2 separate regions of the Homo sapiens genome follow, and region 1 is linked to region 2. A link is a contact called in ENCODE Hi-C or POLR2A ChIA-PET data. All regions are on one chromosome and are shown on one strand. Each heading gives the region's core, a stretch centred on a gene start or an enhancer-like site at or near the end of the contact. The rest is flanking DNA. Distances are from core to core; before and after follow the strand shown.

What was found. A loop is a pair of places that touch in the nucleus more often than their neighbours do. ChIA-PET counts read pairs that join two places held with the same protein, here RNA polymerase II (POLR2A). Pooled maps may share reads with other maps.
Region 1: a map of chondrocyte shows a loop between it and region 2 (3-fold over the local background). The contact joins the enhancer-like site here to the promoter of ITGA11 in region 2. A Hi-C loop is called at or near these places in 8 of 168 maps with a recorded cell type or tissue (PC-9, Right ventricle myocardium inferior, aorta and 5 more), 2 of 37 single-sample maps with no recorded cell type and 4 of 50 pooled maps. POLR2A ChIA-PET finds 5 or more read pairs at or near these places in 2 of 52 experiments (AG04449 and AG04450).

The regions. Positions count from the first base shown.
Region 1 is chr15:68,510,449-68,513,148 of GRCh38, reverse strand. No RefSeq gene overlaps it. Among named protein-coding and RNA genes, the nearest start is that of CORO2B, 67 kb to the left of the region's middle. Within about 2 kb of position 1,433, at least 5 of the 41 ENCODE cell types and tissues checked have a DNase peak (open chromatin) inside an H3K27ac peak, as active enhancers do.
Region 2 is chr15:68,430,695-68,433,560 of GRCh38, reverse strand. It overlaps ITGA11 (integrin subunit alpha 11), which reads left to right and starts at 1,398. Exons shown (of 30, transcript NM_001004439.2): 1 at 1,398-1,546. The coding sequence starts at 1,495. RefSeq lists an enhancer at 2,238-2,866.

The sequences.
Region 1 (2,700 bases), core at 184-2,683, 80 kb before region 2:
AGAAATGTATTAAATACATTGGAATTAAACATGGTTCATGCTTGGACTGAATGAGGAGAGGAATTAGACTACTTTGGGGGATAAAAGCAAAAAGTAAAACAAAACAAGACGGGGATGTATTTTCCTATTGCGGTCATAACAAATTTCCACAAAATTAATGGCTTAACACAACACAAATTTATTACCTGACAAGTGCTGGAGGTCAGAAATGCAAAATCAGTTTCACTGGGCTAAGGTCAGCTGTCAGCAGGGCTGATTCCTTCTGGAGACTCTGAGAAAAAACTGGCTTCCTTGTCTTTGCCTTTCCTTGTAGAGACTGCCTGTATTTCTTGGCAGATGACCACTTTCCTCCCCTCTCTAGCCAGCAGTACTGCTTTGTCACATCTCTCCCTCTGACTCTGCCTCGGGCCTCCCCGTTATAAGAACCCTTATGATGACCTTGGGCCCGCCCAGATAATCCAGTATCATCTCCCATCCTTCACTTAATCACATCAGCAAAGTCTGTTTTGCTGTATGAATTAATACATTCCTAGGTTCCTGGACATGGAGACATTTGGGGGGCCATTATTCTGCCTACCACAAGGACCTTGCATGGATAGATAATGATGGGATCCCAGGCATCCAAGAGAGTAATTTCCTTCATTCTCTGTAGTTCAGGGTTAATAGAACAGTGCTCTGTCGGGAGGGCAGGTGTGCTGGGACAGTGTATGTTATTGGAGCCGTGTCCCTCTTGGAAGGCACAGCGTGGCTTTCCTGAGGCTGTGAAGTTTGAGCAGATCTCTGAAGGATGTGTTGGCATTTGGCAGGGCTGGGGCTGCTGGGATCGAGCCTCTCTCAAGGTCTCTGTGCTCCCAAGGCTCTTGCTGTCCCTGGGCTGCTTTGGAGGGATCATTTGCTCACAGCTCTGTCCCCACTGCTGGGCATGGACGGCTCTCAGAGGAGCTGCCGCCTCCACCTCTCCTCTTTCCCTTCCTCTTCCGTGGGCTCCTTTTCTCTGCGGGTGTGGCCTCCCAGCCCTCTCTTCTCCTTAAGGGCTGGCACCTTTGTTTCTCCCTCTCTCCTGTTTTCAACCTCTCCTCTCTATCCTGTTGGGGCTGCAACATATTCACGTCATTCTATCTCAAAGACAAACACACCAGCCTCCCTCCATTCCTCATTCTTCTCATCTCTGAATTCTCTCTCCTTCCCTCTCCAGCCCAGTTTCTGGGAGAGCTGTCTGCACACACAGAGCTCACTCCCACACTCTCCACCACAATGTGACTTATGCCCCCTGCTCTCATAATGAAATGGTTTTTGCCAAGATTACCAACGACCTCCTTGCCAATACATTCCAGGGACATATTTCTTCTCTCATCTTCCTTGGCCCCAAGGCAGCATTTGACACCGCTGGCCATTTCCACCTCGCCTGGCACTCCTTGCTGGGCTTCCATGAATGTCCCCTGTGGTTTCCCCTCCCCTTCTAGCTGCAGCTCCCAGCCTCCTCTTCCTCTGCTCATTCTGTACAATCTTATGTTCCTCAGGCTTCTGTCCAAGATCATTCTTGCATTTCCCTCTACAGAGAAGCTCCCCAGGAGCTATCTCCATGACTCCATTACTCTTTCCAGGCAAAAGATTTCCAAATCAGTATCTCCAGATAGGCCCTCCCTCTAGAACTCCAGGCCAACTCCAGATGTTCCAGCTGTTCACCCACATCCCATTTGGCTGCCCCTCGGGCGTCTCAAACTTCCCACGCCCCAGAGTGCAGCCATTATCTCCTCTTCCGGCCGCCTTGTTGCTGTATCTGAACCCCAGGAGTCCCTTTTGTTTTATTCCCTCTCCCTCTTCCCCACATCTAATCAGGCACCAGGTCTCCTCCATTCTTCTCCCTGGTGTCTCAGGAGTCACCTGCTTGCCTCCATCTTCCCTGCTGTTGCCACGGCCAGGCCTCCCTCACCTCCTGACTGCCCTCCTTGTGGGCCTCCTGACTCCACACCCTCCACCATCATCTGTGAGCATTGACTCAGGGCCAGGCCTTGTACCAGGTCTTGCTCTAGCACCGACGCATTCTCCACCTGCAGCCCCGGGATCTTTAGAAAACACAGTTCAGATCACTTCACTCCCTACTCTTGGGATGAAGTCTGAATCCTTAGTGGAGCACAATTCTAATTTCATGAGAAAGATAAAAATCAAAACTACGAATAAATCAACACAATCCTGTGACTTGTGCTAAGTATTATAAGTAAATAGGTGATGGGAAGGAGGAATGAGGGGCCACTTACCTTGTGTGGCTATGAAAGGCCTTCTGCAGGGGTGACATGTACACTGAGACCTACAAAGTAAGTGGAAGAAGCCAGCTGGGAGGGAGGGAGAAAAAAGTGGATCTGATCACAGAGAAAAACAGGAAGTGAAGAGAAAGAGAGAAGCAGGGGTGAGGGAGTTCACACAGCCCCTGACCAGTGGAAATCACAGCCGGGCTCAGAATTCCTAAGCCCAGGCCTTGGATGCTATGAGATTCAGCTGCTCTTCCTGCCCTGGGTTCCATGAGATGCCCTGTATCCTTTTAAATCCCCACCCTCATCACCGACCCTTTTGTTTGAGTTAATTTGAAGAACCGTTCCTGTGAACAAAAGGACCCAGATTAGAACACCACCCTCTTTTTAAAATATTTTATTTATTTATTTTTTGTGACGGAGTCTCACTCTGTCACCCAGGCTGGAGTGC
Region 2 (2,866 bases), core at 149-2,648:
GGGCTGGGAAGGGCAACATACTGATTCATTTCAGCCTGAACCGCATGCCTCCTTACACACACACACACACACACACACACACCAGGGACGGAATCACCTTCCCCGAGTCTGTGGCTGAATGGGTGAGGTGAAGATGAAGTAAAACCCAGATAGCCAACCGAAAGATAGTGAGGTTGGGAGACGAGCACAAGCCCACTTCACTTATGTGAACCTGGGTCTTCTCAAACTCCAGCTCATCTTCAGGGGCCCTGACTGAACATCACCTCCTCTGGGAAGCCCTTCCAATACCTCCCAGATAGAAAACTCTATCCTTTGTGCACCCACACACCACCTGTACTCACCCATCCATCCACCCGCCCACCTACTTTGTTCCTGGGTGTTAGGGGCTGAGTACTCCATTGTGAACCAGAGATTTCTACCCTGATGGTGTTTTCAGTCTGCACAGGAGAGAAAAGTTAAATGATCACACCAATTGATGCCTTGCTTCTCTACTAAGCACAATGAAGAGAAATGAGGGAGAGCGGGCTGGGGAATATCAGCATGTGTCTGGGACTCAACCTGGTGGGGACGGGAAGAGGGGGTGAAGGAAGCCTTTCCTGAGAAAGTGGGGGAAGGGCGCTCTGCTGTGGCTTTCCCTGCATCTTGGCCTTCCTACCCTCTGCCTCGGCTTCCTCCATTGCTGGAAAAGCCTCCACAAGCGCGGTGGAGGTCCGGGGCCTGGATTTAAAGCTCTTGAGATAAATGTGCATTGAATTTAACTACCAGTGATTAGAAGAGGGAAAGAAGGTGGCAGGGTTACAAAGAAGAGCTTCACGTTAGGTTAAGAGGGGGTGCACGGTGTCCCTGGGTGCTTTGGAATGCCTCAGGTGTGGAGGCTCAGGGAGTGGCAGTGGAGGCGAATCTGCATGTATTCCAGGGTCAGAAGAAACACTAGCCTCTACAATTCAAGCCGCAGGGTGCAGGGAGACACGGGGATGTCTTAGAATGGACCTTTGAGGGACATCCACTCACTTGGCCAAGGGAGACCTGCGTTCCAGCAGGTGTTCCTGAGCCAGCTTGGGTACCCTCTGAGTTTTGTGAATCTCTTTTCACTGGGAAATGGGAATAAAAACCACTTTTCCTGAACAGAATCTGACTGAGGCGGTGCGGTGCTACACTGGTGAGGGGGTTCCCAGGAGCGGTTCTCTGGAGTTTTCTCCAGAGGCTGACGTGGGGTTGGCGGAGAAGGAGCGCTGCACAGGCGCGTCGAGGCAGCGCGCCGCCTGCCCAGGTGGCAGAGCGGCCGAGACTGGCCCAGAGCCCGAGCCGGAGTGGTGTCCGGCGCCCCTCCCCTCCGCTCGAGCCCTCCCACTTCCTCTGAATGAGCCGCAGCTGTCAGGGAGCCCGGCGCCCCGCGCAGTGCAGGCTGCAGGCGCCGCGCCGAGGAGGCTGCCGCTCTGGCTTGCCGCCCCCCGCCGCCGCTGCACACCGGACCCAGCCGCCGTGCCGCGGGCCATGGACCTGCCCAGGGGCCTGGTGGTGGCCTGGGCGCTCAGCCTGTGGCCAGGTAGGTGCCCACCCTCTGCCTCCCCTTGCCTCTCGGAGTCCCTCCCTGGGCCCTCGGGGCTTGGATCCAGCGGCCAGGATCGGGACGCGACCCTCCTCCCAGGGTCAGACCTCAGCTGCTCTTGGGGACGTGGGTCCCCCAGGGACTGGCCCCAGTCTAGCGGTTCAGTCAAGTTTCGCTAAAGAGGGAGGTGCGAAGGCTATTGAAAGCCGGGACTCTTTGGTGTGTTTGGGAAGAGTTGAAGAGGCTTGAGTTGAAAAGCTCCCAGATCTGGTGGCCCTCCTGGGCGCCTTAGGTGCCTCCAAGGCCCATGCCGGGGTTCCCGCACGGCTGCCAGGGGCACTCGGGTGTCCCGGGAGCGCCGAGGGCGCACGGCCCCGGCTGGGGAAGGGAATCAGCGCCAAGAGAGTGTGCCCTGGCTGCCCTCCTGCCTGGCTCCGGGGAAGCATCTCAAAGTTTGGAGAGCCGGGCGCGGCGGCCCCGGAGGGCTGAAGGGTGGGGGTGAGGGCTGCGCAGAGTGCCTCCGGCCAAAGACAGAGCAAAGCCCCGGGGCGATGGCCGGTAGGCGGGGGCTAGCTCTCGTCTGCCCGGCCAGCAGCGGCGGGACACAGTCGCGCAGCGCAGGACCCCCGAAACGTTACCTGACACCCGGGGTAGGGACCCGGCATTGCCTCCCAACCCGCGCTCGGAATTATGCAATTATTCAATAATCTGGGGAAAGCCGCCGTCGCCTAGACGCGCGCCGCCGCCTAATGCACTCCAGGTGTCGGGGCGCGGCAGGAACCTCCGGCCCGAGGGGCGCGCGGCTGGGAGCGGGAAGCCAGCCCTGAGCTCTCCGCCCTAGGGTACCCTGGCCCCGGCCGTCCCACACCGGGCTCCCCGGCTCCACCCTCCACGCGGGGCGGCTGCCAGTGATGCTGTTCTGCGGAAGACGGCCAAGTGCTCCGGCAAGGGCCAGCGCCTCGGTTACTGGCCGGGTGTGGGCGCTCAACCTTGCCTCCCCTTCTGCGTGGGCTCCAGGCCCGAGCTGGGGCCAGTAGTGGGGGTCAGATGCGGTGGTAGTGGGAGAGGTGCCCTCAGGGAGCTCAGGTGGAGACCCCTATCCCGCAGCCGCTTGCCCCAGTCCCCGGGTACCACGCGAAGCAAGTCCACCCTCCTGTCGGCCTACAGAGGAGCTTCTCAGAGGGCCCATGGTTGAAAGGGCCTCTGGCTAGTGGAATCCTAGAGTCACAGTTTAAAACAATCATTGATACATTGAGTTGTGGGGGCTTGGAAGGGAGAGCAGGGGAAGAACTGCCACCAGGCCAATATGCAACTAGA